Linked DNA regions of Mus musculus: region 2 is linked to region 1. Evidence: chromatin loops called from intact Hi-C (ENCODE). Cell type or tissue: gastrocnemius. All regions are shown on one strand.

What was found. Peaks named below come from ENCODE experiments on the same cell type or tissue, not always from the same donor. Only the 100,000 strongest peaks of a DNase experiment are listed, where the experiment ranks them.
Region 2: it touches region 1 in a loop (2.7-fold over the local background); 18 of 42 quality-filtered maps call a loop at or near these places.

Annotation. Positions count from the first base shown.
Region 1 is chr11:86,064,281-86,072,280 of GRCm38, forward strand. Brip1 (BRCA1 interacting protein C-terminal helicase 1) reads right to left here. Exons shown (of 20, transcript NM_178309.2): 19 at 498-821. Among named protein-coding and RNA genes, the nearest start is that of Gm20759, 44 kb to the left of the region's middle. In gastrocnemius, a CTCF peak has its summit at 3,076 (motif pointing left); DNase peaks (open chromatin) are centred at 4,613 and 7,814.
Region 2 is chr11:85,844,674-85,852,673 of GRCm38, forward strand. No RefSeq gene overlaps it. Among named protein-coding and RNA genes, the nearest start is that of Tbx2, 16 kb to the left of the region's middle. In gastrocnemius, CTCF peaks have their summits at 136 (motif pointing right), 4,600 and 6,241 (motif pointing right); DNase peaks (open chromatin) are centred at 144, 4,585 and 7,638; H3K4me3 peaks cover 1,148 bases; H3K27ac peaks cover 3,212 bases.

The DNA of each region.
Region 1 (8,000 bases):
CTTCATAGAATGAACTGGGTAGTGTTCCTTCTGTTTCTATGTTGTGGAATAGTTTGAAGAGAATTGTTATTAGGTCTTCTTTGAAGGTCTGATAGAATTCTGCATTAAAACCATCTGGTCCTGGGCTTTTTATGGTTGGGAGACTTTTAATGACTGTGGCTATTTCTCTAGGGGTTATGGGACTGTTTAGATGGTTTAGAGCTCAGAGGGACAAGTAGGTGGGATATCCACTTTTCTATTATAACTTAAAGGGTTAAGTGGTGTTGACAATCTCACTAGATAAGTGGCAAAGCCAATGGAAACCACAAAAATATACTTTGGTATCCTAAAAAAAAAAATCTGTTCTCATTCAAGCATACCTAGTATTACTTTGTGAACACTTCATGTCATAAACCCATATATTTCAGGAAATTAATGTGCACCTAAGCCATTATCATTTCACTGTTACATAATAGAAGATTTTTCTGTCTACTGTAAATGGGCAGAATTCAACATACTTTTCTTCCTTCTGGAAACACCGTGGCTTGCTACTGAGGGGCTTTTAGTAGCCACCTGGGGACACTGAAGCTCCTGGACACACACTTCTGCTTCTTCTGTCGAGTTTTCTGGTGACTGATGACTTGATTCTGACACACTTGTAAAAGTGCTATCCTCCAAACAGGCCACTTCCAGAGTAGGCTCATTGTCTTTTGTACATTTTTCGTCTTTTTTGGATCTATTAGTAACTTTCTGGTGTCTTCTGGAGAACTCGGTCAGCGACTCCAGGGCACTTGCAAAGCTTGAGTGGTGCTGAATCTGCTGCCTCACCCATTTAGAAAGTCCTGAAACAGCAGGTCCAAGGGGGACACTCGTTACTCAGTTACCAAAACATTCATGTAGTAAAGACGAACTTTACCTTTTCTAGTGAAACAACCTCATTTGCATTTCAACATATGGAATAGCTTCCAATCTTTTGATATGATATTTTTCATGCACAAGAGTTATGAAGGGATTATAGCCTGATAAATAAATCATTAGTTTCAAAGTATTGAAAGTTGAAAATGCAGGCAGTGTTCGTAAGCCACAGTCGGAGCTTAACCACACAGTGCACTGCAGAGCACCAGCTGTTTGCTGCTGTGATCAAGGGACACACGGCGACCTGCAGCTCATTGCTGGTGCTGGCATCTCAGGACACACTGATCACCAGCCAGAAAAAGGGCTAACCGCTCTGAAGTGCCCTTACTTCTGAATGTGTGTTATTTTCACAGTACTGCAAAGCTGAATCACTGTAGATTGGGAATTGTCTGTACTGCTCAGGTGAGGACAGCTGGGGAACATGACACATTTAGTCCTATCAGAACTGGGTCGGCAATATGACTCTGTATAAGTTCTGTGCAAGCCCGGTAGCCTGAGTTCAACCCCTGGAACCCATGTAAGGACAGAAAAGAACCGACTCTACCAAGTTGTGCCCTGGCATCCACACATGTAGCATGGCACCCTCACTAACACTACACCATTCATGCTCCTAAACAGTAATGATGAGCAGAATAAAAGTTCAAACCCCTCAAATTCTGCCTATCAATACCATGCAGGGTAAGCAGTTGTAAGTAACACAACTTTCCATGTCATCTATCAAAATTTGGTTTCTTTTCTAGAAATGAATTCCAGATGCCAGTCTCAAAGCTTATTTTTTGTTTGTTTGTTTGGTTTTTTCTTCTTTTTTTGTCCTTTCTTCTACTCACTCCTTAAACTACTGTGGAAGTGAAGAAGCAACACTGTCCTGGAAAAATCATGTCTATGTACACTGTTATTTATTTACCCAATAGTGAATGAAAGAGATATGACTTGATCAGGGATGTTATAATGGTATCTATAAGATATAGAGTGAACCATATTAAGAGCTTAAGGTGTTTTGTAGTGTGGTTAGTTTTACACCAAAATAAAAATTATTTGGATTAAAAAAAATGCCCAGATTATCATAAAATAAATGTTCCTTGGATAATGCTAAAAAAAAAGGCACTGCCTTTTTAACAATTAGGCTTCTAAAATCTATCTGTCTGTCTGTCTGTCTGTCTATTCACATGTGCTATTCACATGTGCTATACACATGTGCTATACACATGTGAATGTGGCTAGTGTGCTCATGAAGGTCCAAGGCGGTTGGGTTTTTGAAACAAGGTCTCTCCTCACTGAACCTTGAGGTCACAGTTTTGGCTACATTGGTTAGCCAAGCAAGTCCCCAAGATCTGCTCATCCCCTTCCCTGCTCTGTCTCACAACTGTGCACAACTGAAGCTGGCTTTTACACGTGTGCTGAGAATCCGCACCCTCGCTCCACAGGCTTGAACAGCAAGCATGTTATCCACTGAGCCATCTCCCTGGCCCTGCAACAAATTGCTTAAAACGTCACCATGGGTTTATAAACTTCAGAAAGATAAAACAAGGCCCCATGTAACCTAAATTACTATATTGTAATCTCAAGTATATTTCTTTTTTTAAAAATTATTTATTTATGTACATGAGTGCTCTGCCCTCCTGTATGTCTGAAAGACAGAACAGGGAGGGCATCAGATCCCATTACAGATGGTTCTGAGCCACCATGTGGGTGCTGGGATTTGAACTCAGGACCTCTGGAAGAGCAACCAGTGCTCTTAACCGCTGAGCCATCTCTCTAGTCCTTATGTGTATTTGTGTTCTTAGAACAGAATTTTTCTGAGTTATCTATTTATGAAAACTGAATTTAAACAAAATTTGCCATTAAATTTATTTATCATGTTAATATTACTAAACTATGAAAACACTTTATAATTTATGAATGTCTAAAAAAGAAATTAAAATAATCTAGAAATTGGGAAAGATTTGATTCTAAAACATTAACAAATCTGAGCTATGAAATAAAAATGCGAGTATTTTTAAAAAAGCATTCACATTAACTTTATTTTGAAAAAATGATATAAAATGAAAATGTGAAATTCTCTGAAACTGGAAAATTTTAGTACTATAGTTTCTTCATTTTGACCTTTTTATAATCAAAGACAGTCTTTTCAGCACAAGCTAGCTTTGCTGGTCTCTGAACACTTGCAGAGTCTGAGCTCCACCTACTGACTAAGCACGAGTACTTTGTGTTTCTCTTCTTATGCTTAGTCTGAGGTGCTGCTTTGGTTAAGACACAAAACAGGAGGGAAAAAAAACCCTAAAAGCACCACAGCTCCGACAACAGCGCGTTTCTGACGTCGACTGAAAGACTGTCACAGCTGGATGAAAACCATGGGCATGGAATATCGGTTAAGTAACACCCGCTTCTCTGCCCGTATGCTCTGTATCTCCCTCTAGGAAATACTTGCTCTGATTAACATGAACTTCATTTCCTGTGTATGGTATATGTGTGTGCACAACTGCATGTATGACTATATATGTGGACACTGGAGATTGTTCTCCATTTTATGTTTTTGAGACAGGGTCTCTCCCTGAATCAAAAGCTTCCCAGTTTGGTTATCTCGCATGGCCATCAAGCGCTAGGCTGTAGCAATCTGCCTGCCTCTTTCCCTGCAGCACAGAAGTTTCAGAAGTGTCCCCTGCATCAGGCTTTTATGTGGGTGCTGGAGACTTAAACTCTGGTGCTAAAGTGCATTACAAGCACTTACCAACTGAGCTATCTCCCTAGCCTCTAAGTCAACTTCTGAATAATGGAACATATTTAAAGAAACAAGCAAATAAATATAATAGAAAACTTGGAAAAAAATCAATCAAGAAACCAAAAGAGATGTACTTACATAAATGAAAAAATTTAGAATTTTTTGAACAATTCATTTTTGAGGAAGAATCTTTTCTTTGACAATGGTAAACAAAATATTGCTACATTAAATTATATATCACATTTTATAAGCTGAAAAATAATAATTGGTTTAATAGTTGATGACTCTAAAAGTTCAAAGATTAGTCTTCCAGTTAGTGGGAATTATACATGTTTGATCTCGTGATTCAATGCTCACTCCAACTATTAATCTTTAAAAATGAAGCTATAGAGGTCTGGAGAGACGGCTCAGTCAATACAGTGCTTCCTGACAAATGCAGAGACCTGAATGTGGTCCTCAGAACTCATATAACAAAGCTGGAAGTGATGGCACACACTTGTAATTCCAGTGCTGGGGACGTGGAAACAGGCAGATCCCTGGCACGCGGTGGCTGGCTAGTCTAGCCTGATGAGCAAGCCCCGGGCCAGTGAAAGAAATCCTATTTCAAAATCAAGCTGATGGCTTCTGAGAAACCACAGCTGAGGCATGTGCATTTGTATCCCCATACACATGTGCATTTGTATCCCCATGTACATGCACCTACTCACGCACGCAAGTAATAAAAATAGAAGCCATAAAATACAAAAGATTTATGATGGCAGAACAGGAAACCCCAGATCCCACGTTCCTCCTATGGATTCAATAATTCATGGACTAAATCCCTTTATGAGAAATCCAGAAACAAGTTAAAAAGTTCTGGAACCCAGGCTAGTGCAAAACCAGCTGCATCAACACAAGCAGGAAAATGTATGGAACCTTCTCACCATAGCCCCTCTCCTGGAACAGAGCCAGGAGGCTAGGAGTGACGTCCCTGGGAAGAAGACTGGACGAGCCCCAAAGTTCTGAAGCGTTTGCTTCTGTTCTGTCTTGAAATGCTGACATGAACAGGCAGACTCAGGCCTGGAGACAACTAAGAACAAAAGAGCTGACAGCAGGCGGCTGCTCCAGAACGACAGTATAGGAGACAGGCTGTCCAGCCCAGCAGTACCTCAGGAAAGAGACTGGTGTATCAGGGATGCTGGCTTTTAGAGAACTGCCTAGGACTAGATGGTCGTAGTCATTAGGGAGCACAGACAGTACATAACACAGAGGCCACTGAGAACAAAGGAGTTGGTTGGGGAGCACGCTGCTGCTTAAGAGGCCTCACAACACAAGAGGCAGACAAGCATGTACAAGAGGTTCTGATATCCAGGGAGATGAAAAGGGCTAAGAAGCCGGGCAGTGGTGGCGCACGCCTTGGATCCCAGCACTCGGGAGGCAGAGGCAGGTGGATTTCTGAGTTCAAGGCCAACCTGGTTTACAGAGTGAGTTCCAGGACAGCCAGGGCTACACAGAGAAACCCTGTCTCAAAGAAAGAAAGAAAGAAAGGAAGGAAGGAAGAGAAGAGAAGGAAGAGAAGAGAAAGAAGAGAAGAGAAGAGAAGAGAAGAGAAGAGAAGAGAAGAGAAGAGAAGAGAAGAGAAGAGAAGAGAAGAGAAGAGAAGAGAAGAGGGCTAAGAAACTAGTCATCTGATCAGGCATGCACACAGGCGAGTCCAGAGACAGTAGATCCAAACAAAAGATCCAAGGGCTACTACTAGATGCCTAGCGGGGCTGATGAGTGAAGGTCTTTCTGTGTGAAGCTGGTGGATTAAGAACTGAGAGGTGGCTGACTGTTTTTAATCAAAAGTGAAGAGACCAATACAACATTACAAAGACACATGGGCATAGCTCCATTACAGGAGCAAGCTACCCATGAAAAGGATGAGAGGAGGGAGGGAGTTAGAGAGAGCACGTGAGAATTAATCATCACAGAGACGGAGAGAGAAAAAAGCAGCAGAGGAGAGCACGTACTTCGGGACTCTTGGGAAAGGTGTAACAGTTAGAAGTCCATTTATAGCAAGATGAAAGGATCAGGAATTTGAGTCTAACAACCTTGACTTGTAAACCCATAGGTTTACAGCCAGTCTAAGCTGTGTGAAGCCCTCAAAGCAAAGCAAAGCAAAGCAAAGCAAAGCAAAGCAAAGCAAAGCAAAGCAAAGCAAAGCAAAGCAAAGCAAAGCAAAACACACGTACATGCCTTTAATGAGAACATTCTAGATGTAGAGGTAAATAGATCTCTGAGTTTGAGTCCAGCCTGGTCTACATAGTGAATTCTAGGCCAGCTTGGGCGGTAGAGTAAGAGGCTGTCTCAAAACAACAAAAACAAAACAGTTTAGTGAGGCAAAATGGCTTCGTGCTTGTAATGCCAGTACTTGGAAAGCCACGGTAGACAAACTGCCACAAGTCCAGGGCCACCTTGGAGTACACACCGAGTTCTAGGCCAGCTTGGTACACAGAGTAAGGCTCTCTCTTAAAAGGAGCAATAAAATAAAATATAATCAAATTGTCTAAGGACAAAGCAAAAGAAAACTTAAAAGCAGCATGAGAAAAGCAAGTAAGCTTCCAAAGACTGCCTCGATTTCCCAGGAGAAAGATCACAGGCTACAAGGGAAGGACATGACACATTCAAAGTGCTGGAAAGAAAAGCTCTAACCACTGACTAGCAACGCTGTATCTGACAAAACTGTCCATCAAACTGCAGGTGAGATAAAGGCCTTCCCAGATTAACAAAGGCTGAGAGAGTTCATGACTAGATCTTCTTCTTAACTGGTAAAAGAAACACAGTCGTGCATTCAAGTACAGCTTGCCAATGAAGGTAAATGTAGGTGGTTAGCAAATACCTAAGTATAGTAATGACACCTCCTCCCCCTGAACCCAGGACCCATTTATGCTAGGTAAATAGTTGACCATTGAGCTATATCCAAGCATCACAAATCACTCAATTTTGGCACAGAATCTAAAAGTATAAAAAATAATTAGTATAAAATATATAGATATATACATAATTTTAAAAGGGGGAATTTGTTCTTTCTTTCTTTCTTTCTTTCTTTCTTTCTTTCTTTCTTTCTGTCTGTCTGTCTGTCTGTCTGTGTCTATCTGTCTTGTCCTTCCTTCCTTCCTTCTTTCCTTCCTTCCCTTTTTTCCCCTTTCTCAAGACAGGATTTCTCTGTATAGCCCTGACTGTCCTGGATCTCACTCAGTAAAGTAGGCTAGCCTCAAACTCAGAGATCCTCCTGCCTCTATTTCCTGAATGCTGAAATTAAAGGCGTGCCCCACCACTGTCCATCTAAAAGGGATGATTTTCAACTTTAAAATAAACATTGGTGAAAGGGAAGTAAATTTTTGGGTTGGGGAGATGGTTCAGTGGGTAAACACACTTACCATACAACAGTGAGGAACTGAGTTTTAATTCTCAGAACCCATGTGAAAAGCAGATGAGCAATCCCTGTACTCCTACAGCAATAATGGCAGGCAGAGATAGGAGAATCCCCTGGAGTCCTTGGTCCAGCTAAACTGGTGCACACAGTGGGATAATGGAGACCTTGCTTTAAACAAGGTAGAGGTGAGAACAGATATCCCAGGGTGTACTCTAACCTCTACACATGCATGTCATGTGAGTGCCCACATTCACACAGGAACACATCACCCTCCTCCATACACACTGTACACACATACACACAAATGTTTAGTAGAGTGGCAAGTGTTGTGTAGCATTTTCCTCTGAGATAAAAACCTTCCATCTTAGAGGGAAGCTCACTAACATACAGAAATGTTCTAAAACAATGGTTCTCAACCTTCCCTTTAACATAGTTCCTAATGTTGTGGTGACCCCCAACCATAAAAATATTCTCAGTGCTATTGTTATGAATTGTAAATACCTGATGTGCAGGGTTATCTGATATTCGACCCCTGCAAAAGGGTCTTTGGACCCCCAAAGTGCCCCACAGGTTGAGGACCACTGTTTTAAAGAGAGGTAAAGCATTCCTATCTACTCTAGAAGCAGAGCTCAAAGGCTTCTGAAGTTCCCAAAACTGACTGGATATACCAGTTTCCTCCTCCTCCAAGTGTATATAAGCAGTAACAACTATTGAAAAATACTCTCAGACCAGGCAAGCTGCCTGGAAGGGGCAGAGACTGCCTGAGCTGCCCAAAGAGACAGATTCCAGCCAATCAGCTTGGAAGAGGTTCAGACCAACTGAGCCACCTGGAAAATGTATTCTGCAGTCTGTTGAGTGCCTGCAGGCTGAGCAGTGAGCCTGGTTTCCAGCCTTTGTGAACTATCACCCATGCAGGGGTGGGCTTTTGGTGAGGCAGCAGTCTTTGGGTCATTCCCACTCCTGTAAATAACCTAAGTAAACCCTGTGGCT
Region 2 (8,000 bases), 220 kb before region 1:
GAGTTTCTTTTAGGCTCCCTTGGGGTGCGTGTCTGTCCATCGGGTTTGATGGGCTAAGGACCCCGAACTCACTTGGCTGCTCCGGACTCGGGAGCCTTCCCAGGTCCCAGGCCTCAGGAACTCCCCACGTTCCCACGAGATGGCGCTCCAGGACAGGGCCCGGTCAAGCAGCCGGCCAGCACTCCCTGCCAGAGCCCAAGGTGCAGTGAGTCCAGAGAAATGGGCACGGAGAGGGATCTCAGATCCACTGTAGGTCCAGGCCCAGGGACTTGAGTGGGCTGCCGACTGCGGGCACCGACGAGGGAGCTCAAAACTTAATGTGGGTTTTTCTCTTGGAGCTGCCCTGCAGTGCCAGCTCCTAGAAGCTATGGTCTTCGATGTGCCTGGCTGGACTCAGATTCTTCTTGGGACAGGGAAGGCGCTTGCCTCTGGCTTTCCTGGCCTCTTGGAAACACAGTCAGGGCTGGGATCTATGAGCACTGGAAAACACGCCTCTGGCCCTTTTGGAGTGTGAAGCTCCACTGAACCATGCAAGCTTGGGTGTAAGTGTTGGCTAAGACATTCCTCAGCTCCTACCTCCACCTCCTCAGCTCCTCAAGGTCACACGAAGAGACTGTTAGGTATGCACCAGGGACCAGTGCACTTGAGGACCAAGGGTTAAATCTTACAAGACAACCAAAGGTCTTGAGGAGGCTTTGGGTCTTCAGTAGTTCCCGAAGATGCTAAGTAAGAAGGACTCAGAAGTGAGCCACCAGAGTTTGAGTCAGGTTTGAGTCGGATGCTCGTGGGTAAAGAGGGGAAACCTGATCACTAACAAATGGCACACTCAGAGTGGGGAAAATTTGGGGGAGCTAAGTACCAAAGATGCCAGCAGCTCGACAAACGGGCAGAATAAGTCTACATACGCTTTTTAAGAGCACACGGATAGAAACCTGCCCAGTTCCCATCAGTCTTGCATCTCTTCCTTAGCCAGCAACTTGTTGCCTCCCCCCAGCCAGAGTCTCGGCACCTTCAAGGCATACCAGAGGATAGGATGAGACCTTTGGTAATCTAACAGTCACTTGATGCCCATCTATTGCAAAGCAGATGTTCAGTAGGAAAACTGAATGAGAAGTTCAAAGCCAACCTTTGCCTCTAGCCATGAGATCCTGAACAGTACGACTCTCTTTTCTGAGCTCCAGGATCCCGGTTGGCAAAGTAAATGGTGTGGACCAAACCCAAAGTGATATGTGAGAGACTAGTTGAAACGTTCCCCTCCCCGACATCAAAGGCTCCTGAACAAGGACCTAACCCTTGAGGAACCTGGGCCTGAGACATAGGCAGAGCCACTCACAGACCTTGGGAACTTTGACTGTTGCTAAGCTTCTTGGACTGGGGTCAGGATTGGTGGCCTGGATGAATTCCCGATTAGGAAATAGCATTCCAGGTTCTGAAACCCTCGGGGAACCAGCTGGCTCCAGCTGCCTCCAGTCCCTGTGGGATGTGGCTGTCACAGTTCAACCTTCCCACCAAGCACAGTTGGGAGGGGGCACATCCTATGGGTTGTGAGGTGACTCTGGCCTCCAGCACCATGGGGTTGCTGACAGACTGAATGCAGGTTCTCCCCAAGGAGAGAAAACGGTACCAGTGGAGGGTCTTCTGAGGCCCCTTCCTAAAGGGTATCCCCTAGATCTGGGCTATTTACATGGGCTCAATCCTTCCCTGAACTGAAGGCTTGATGGTATTCAGAGTACTTTCTCATGAGGGCTCGCTCTCAGTGAAGGCTAAGTCAGGGGCAGTATAGTGACCATGAACCGCGGAGGATGACATTGGGGTTCAGAGAAATGAAGGGTTCCAGGATTTCCAGTAAATAAAGGAAAAGGCTCTTTCACAATTCAGTGAGCAGGGCCCTTGGCAGCAGCAGCTAATGAGGTGATGGTGGGTATAAGTCAGGCTCCCAGCTGGGAAGGGACAAAAGGGCTGGGTGCATGACCTCTGCTGACTGCCGGATGCTGAGCCCTGGTGTCCTGGCCAGGGTCTGGCTGTGGGAGAAGTAGCCTGATTTAGAGACAAGCCCAGGAGACCAAGATGGCTGCTGGCTTCACATCAGTCTAGCAGGGGAACGTAGCCACGGCCCGTCTTCACTCTTGTTTTTATTTCTTGAGAACAGGATGTCCTCTGGCTCCATGGCAGCTGCTCCTCAGCTTGACAAGAGGAGCTGTGGGCCACCACCCCATGCCAAACACATTTCCTTCTCATTCTTGGAATGGGAACTTCCGTTCCAGAGAGAAAAACCAAGGCTTAGACCTGTTCCGGTTGAAGAGAGGTCACAGAATCTTCCCAAGCCAGTGTTCTTTCCCAGAGCCTCGAGGGTTCCTGCTCTGTGGTCTCTGGACATGAGAGATGCCATTGGGTAATTTTTATCTAGTCGCAGAGCACATGCACAGTCCTTCCTTCTTGTCCCCACCCAGGGTCTTCCTCCCTTCTCAGAGCAGCTGTGTCTGCCCTTAGGCTTTCTGGGTTTGCCCATAAGATTGCTGGTCGCATCACTGATATCCTGTGCAATAGACACCTCTTAGGTCATCCCTCACCCATCCCCCACACCACCACAGTCACCTGTGCACACAGGCGCGTGGAGAGACCGCATGCACACCAATAGCCATAAGTATATATCTGTACAGGTGCCCCTTCCCGCTGGACCACGTGCAAACACAGTCTTGTTTGCATACACTTAGGCATAGAGGAAGCAGAGACAGGAAAGGACAGGGTTTGAGGTTAGTTGTGTGTGGTGCCTCATGCCAGTAATCCCAGCATTTAGGAGGCTGAGGCAGGAGGACTGCCAATAGATGAAAGCCTGGTTACTCGGTGACATTCCTGGTTATACTGGTTACACAGTGACATTCCTATCTCGAAGAACAAACTCCCTCTTCCAACAACAACAACAATACACACACACACACACACACACACACACACACACAGAGAGAGAGAGAGAGAGAGAGAGAGAGAGAGACCGGGGCGGGGGGGGGGAGCACTGGGCTACCCTGTACAATATAATGATATCCTGTCTTAAAGACAGACAGGTGGGCTCTCTCCTGCCCCTGCCTTCTGGGGCTCAGTCTTTTCTACCAGACCCCATGTCTGCCATGTCTCCTCTGGGGAGGGTAGATATTTCATCAAATCTCTGTGACCTACAAGGTCATTGACTTCCTTAAGGCATAGTTGGCATGGTTGGTGTTTCTTTTTTTTTTTTTTTTTTTTGTTTTCTATTTTTTTTTTAAAGATTTACTTACTTATTATGTGTAAGAACACTGTAGCCATCTTCAGACACTCCAGGAGTCAGATTTGTTACGAGGGATGGTTGTGAGCCACCATGTGGTTGCTGGGATTTGAACTCAGGACCGTTGGAAGAGCAGTCGGTGCTCTTACCCGCTGAGCCATCTTTCCAGCCCAAGTTGGTGTTTCTTTTGCTCATTGCTCGGACCCCAGACTGAAAACTGCTCAAACAAAGAAGAGGGCTACAGAAAGCATTCGAAGAAGAAATGAATGAGTGAATGAACCAATGAATGAATTTTACCATCTGGAAGCAGGGCCTACAGGACAGTCCTGCTCAAGCCCTGGACCAAAGGTCGTCTTCCAAGCCCACTTGGAGTAAGTTGTAGAGAATTCCTGTTGGCCTTCAGCTTCAGTCCTAGCCAGACAAGGCCTCCTCAGAACCAAGGCTCAGGTTGGGTGATTGCGCGTGAGTGTGCATGCGTGCGCGCGCACGTGGGAATAAGTGTCTTCCCAGAGGACGTCTTTTTGCTATAGAAGGTTCCAGGCTATCTACATGTACGACTAGCCTTTCAACTGTGCTCTCCGGCAAGGCTGATAATTCTTTGTCCCCTGGGAGTTTGGTACCCTATGTGTTTTGGAGCAAAAACTTTGCTCCTGCCACCCAGGGCATGTGTCTTTGCAGGCCACCTTTGGGAAGCTTCCCTGCTGTCTGCTGGTTAAGCCTTCCCTGCATATCCTGAGATGAGGAAGCCCTTCAAAGGCTATAGAATTTTCAGGGTGGTCCCGGCCCTTTAGCCTAGCAATGGGGTCCTTGTGGGTCCTGCCTACTCCCAGAACCGTGTTCCAGGCTCTGCTCTAGCCTACTCTTAGTGACCTTGTCTCAGGGCCTTCTTCTGCAAAGTGCTGGGCTGTCTTCCTTCAAAACTGGGCCCTCTGGTTCCTCCAGGGTTGTTCTGGTCACCTTTGTTCTGAGCTGGATGGATACCTAGCACAATGTTTTGCAGATAGCTGTCATTGACTGTGTCATTTTACCATCCCCAGTTACTTCAGCAGAGATCACATTAGATCAGGCGATTCTGTGTATAATGCCTGGGGGCGCACTGCCTCTCGTGAAGGGCAAGCCAGCGTGGAAGACTCGGGGACAAAATCTAGGAGTTAATAAATTCCTCGCCACCTCCCCGGAGGAAGGTTACGAGTGTTAGTGCGTGTGCGCCTGCGCCGGCTGGCGGAACTCTTCTTTCTCCTGAACTCTGGCTCAGACCGATGTGTTCCTTTGCCAGTGGGTGAAATGACCTGCTTGGATCGGTAACGCCAGCCGTTAAAAACAATGGCTCTTTCCGACCACTAGGTGGGGATCTAGGGTCGTCCAGACAGTCGCTATCTGTCTTGTCACAGGCAAAAACCAAGGTTTCCTTGCCTTCTCTGGTCTGGCCCTCTCTAGGTGCCTCCCTCCACATTCTGCTTAGCAGTGCTGCAGGACGTGACTAAGTGCACGGGCCTTGTGCGGCAGCCAGTGAGCCCCTGGTTCAAATCCCTTCCTCCTCCTCCTCCTCCTCCTCCTCCTCCTCCTTTTCTTTCTTTCTTTCTTTCTTTCTTTCTTTCTTTCTTTCTTTCTTTCTTTCTTTCCTTCCTTCCTTCCTTCCTTCCTTCCTTCCTTCCTTCCTTCCTTCCTTCTCTCTCTCTCTCTCTCTCTCTCTCTCTCTTTCTCTCTCTCTTTCTTTCTTTCTTTCTCTCTTTCTCCCTCTCCCTCTCTCTCCCTCTCTCTCCTTCCTTTCTTTTTTCTTTTCTTTTTTTTTCTTTTCTTTCTTTTTTTTTGGGGGGGGGGGGATAAGGTCTGCTTATGTAACTCTGGTTGTCCAGGAATTGTAGATCAGGCTGACCTTGAACTCACAGAGATCCTCCTGTCTCTGTCTCTTAAGTGATGGGACTAACACCACACCCAACTTGTGTCTTAACTGTCTTGAGCCTCAAAAAGTGTTCTTGTCTGGGAATAGACTATATCTCCTTAGTTTGAAGAGGGCCAATGGAGAAGTCTGCTAGGGTGTAGATAGTGAAGCAACCACTTGGCTTCATCAGGATGCTGTGTCCTTCGGCTGTGGGGCAGACAGCTAAGTCTGAGAGATCTCTGTGCTGTTCCCTGCAGTGTCCCAGGTGTACCCGGTCCTCCACTGTCACCTTCACAGGGCAGCTGTCTTTCTGCTGGGCTCAACCTCTGGATGGCCTGTGTCCTTTTCTGTGCCCTGCACTCCCTGCGGACCTTTTTTGGAACCTTCCTATCCTATCCTGTCCTTTGCTGGGGCACACTGACCTATCAACAACCCAGTTCTCCAGGTCTTGCTGATAAAGGGATCCCTTCTCTTCATTGATATATGTTCTTTCCAGGTGCTCGCCTTCTGGCTCCCACCAGTGCCCATGGCGATCAGACTCTTGTCTGGGTTCCTGACAACATTCTAGAAGCTCAGAATGTTTCTAGGCCCTCTCCCACTGCCAGGGCAATGGTTCTCTGTGATACCCTGGGCCAGTGCTCGGGTCTCTCCTTCTCCCTATTCCAGGCAGGGAAAACCCAGATCCAGGGGGGTTCTATAAAGGGTGACTCGAGGGAAGTGGTGGTAGTGTTGGGGAACAGGGAAGGCCCCTGGGATTGTTCCTTCATGTCGGGTGTCCTTGATGAAGACTCAGGCTCACGTACATCTAAGTGGAAGGATTCATGTGCCTGCCTCACCCAGAGGCAGCCCCTTTTCCATGGTTCTCTATTCCCATGGTAACAGGCTGGCTGTGTATTACCACCACCAAAGGACCACCATAGGCCCTGATGCAGCTACACCAAGAGTGCACATTCTCTCCCAGAGGCCCTTTTCTTTCCTATGCTTTTTTTTTTTTTTTTAAAGCTTGTAAGAAGATTTTTGTTTTGTTTTTGGTGTATGTATGCAGGAACCCTTCAGGAGTTAATCTGCATGTACCACAGACATGCAGGAGCCTGAGGAGGCCAGAAGGGGGCGTCAGAGCCGCTAAAGCTTCGGAGTGTTTGCAGATGGTGTGTGTGAGCAGCCGTGTGGGTACTGGGCAGGGAACCTGGGTCTTCCCCACTGAGCCATCTCTCCACCCCCTGGGATTCGCTTCCTGGGAGGAACCACTGTGATTTTTCCAACCCTGCACTTCCTGATCCTGCCAGGAATGCACACTCCTCCTTGGTCCCCGCTTTGTCTCTTGGGGATGGTGTCCTTGATCATCACTTCAGCATCTGCATGCCTGCCCTGCCTTCCGGTTTAGTCATGTTGTGCTCTATTTGCTTGTTTGCACGCCTCCCCCACCACAACGCTAGCATTACTTTGTCTACTCATGTGACAGAGCTTGGTACATAGTAAGTGCTCAGTAAGGTGGCAGAGAAGGGTCCCAAATGCACTTCAGCTTTACCTCTTTCTGTTGAAGACTTGGTCTTCTTCAGACACCTGGCATCGAGAGCCATGTGGCCAGAGGGATGCTGGCCTTTTCCATGTCATGCACCAGGACAGAAAGTCCCAGCTATTGAGACGATCCAGGGCATCATTCACACCCCTGGGAGGAGTGGCTGGGAGGAGGAGTGGCTGGGAGGGGGAGTGGCCTGCAGAGGGCTGGGGGCCCAGCCACATCTGTCCTGGGCTCTGACCTTCATGCCTTCTCCTTCATGCCTTCTTTTCTGTTTTGGTATCACTCTCTCCAACCCCAGATGAGCCTCTCGGGACAGGGAGTCTGGCTGCAGACAGTTGGGAGCTATGGAACTCAGCTGAAGGGCTGAGAGGGAAGGGGATCTCTCTCTAGCCCCACCTTGACAATCCCAGAGCGATGGCCCCTCTGTAGTCACATGCCTACATCCCACCTACTTCCACACAAACAACCCCCTATCCATCACTGCGGTCAGGGATGGCTATGCCACAAAGCCAGGTTTGGTCAGAGCCAGATATTCCACAGTGTCACTAGAGAGATATACTGGTCACAGGGGTGGGTGGATTCCTGGTCATCAAAGCCCAACTCAAATGAACCTAAGTCAAAAGTGGAATGTGTTCTTCTACATGAATGAGAAAAGCAAGAGTATATATATATCTATATATATATGTGTGTGTGTGTGTGTGTGTGTGTGTGTGTGTATACACACATATACATACACATACATATACATACATATACAAACACACACACATATATACTTGGTTTTCAGGCACATTCTCATGGGGTGAGAAAGTCCCCTGCTCTCTGTGAATAGAACAAATCACTTGAGGACTTGTTGGCCCCAGTGAGGGTCATATATTCCCTTGAGAGACAGGAAAATTGGTCAGGCTGGGTCATCTATCCACCCTTCAGGCAAGAGGCTGAGAAACAGGCTGTGGGGGGTTGGCTGCCAGAGCAGGGAAGGGACAGACAGATGGCATATGGCCATCTCTAGCTGGCCTGAATTTTCTTCTCCAGGCCTGGAGAATGTAGTACAAAGAGCTAGGTCACTTGCTGAGGCACAGAGTGACGGAACCTTAAATGCAGGTCCACCGGCTCCTCCCAGAACTCTGCCTTGCTTGCCTTTACTTCTATTCATTTATTATATTTTATTTTAAGGAGACATTTACATTTAAATACATTTATAATGTCATATTTTAAGGAGAGAGGGGTTTGTTTTGGCCCGCACTTTAAGAAGGAACGCAGTCACTCATGGTGGGGAAGGCCTGGCAGCCTGAGTGTGAAGCGGCCGATCACACGCATCTGCAGTCAGGAAGCAG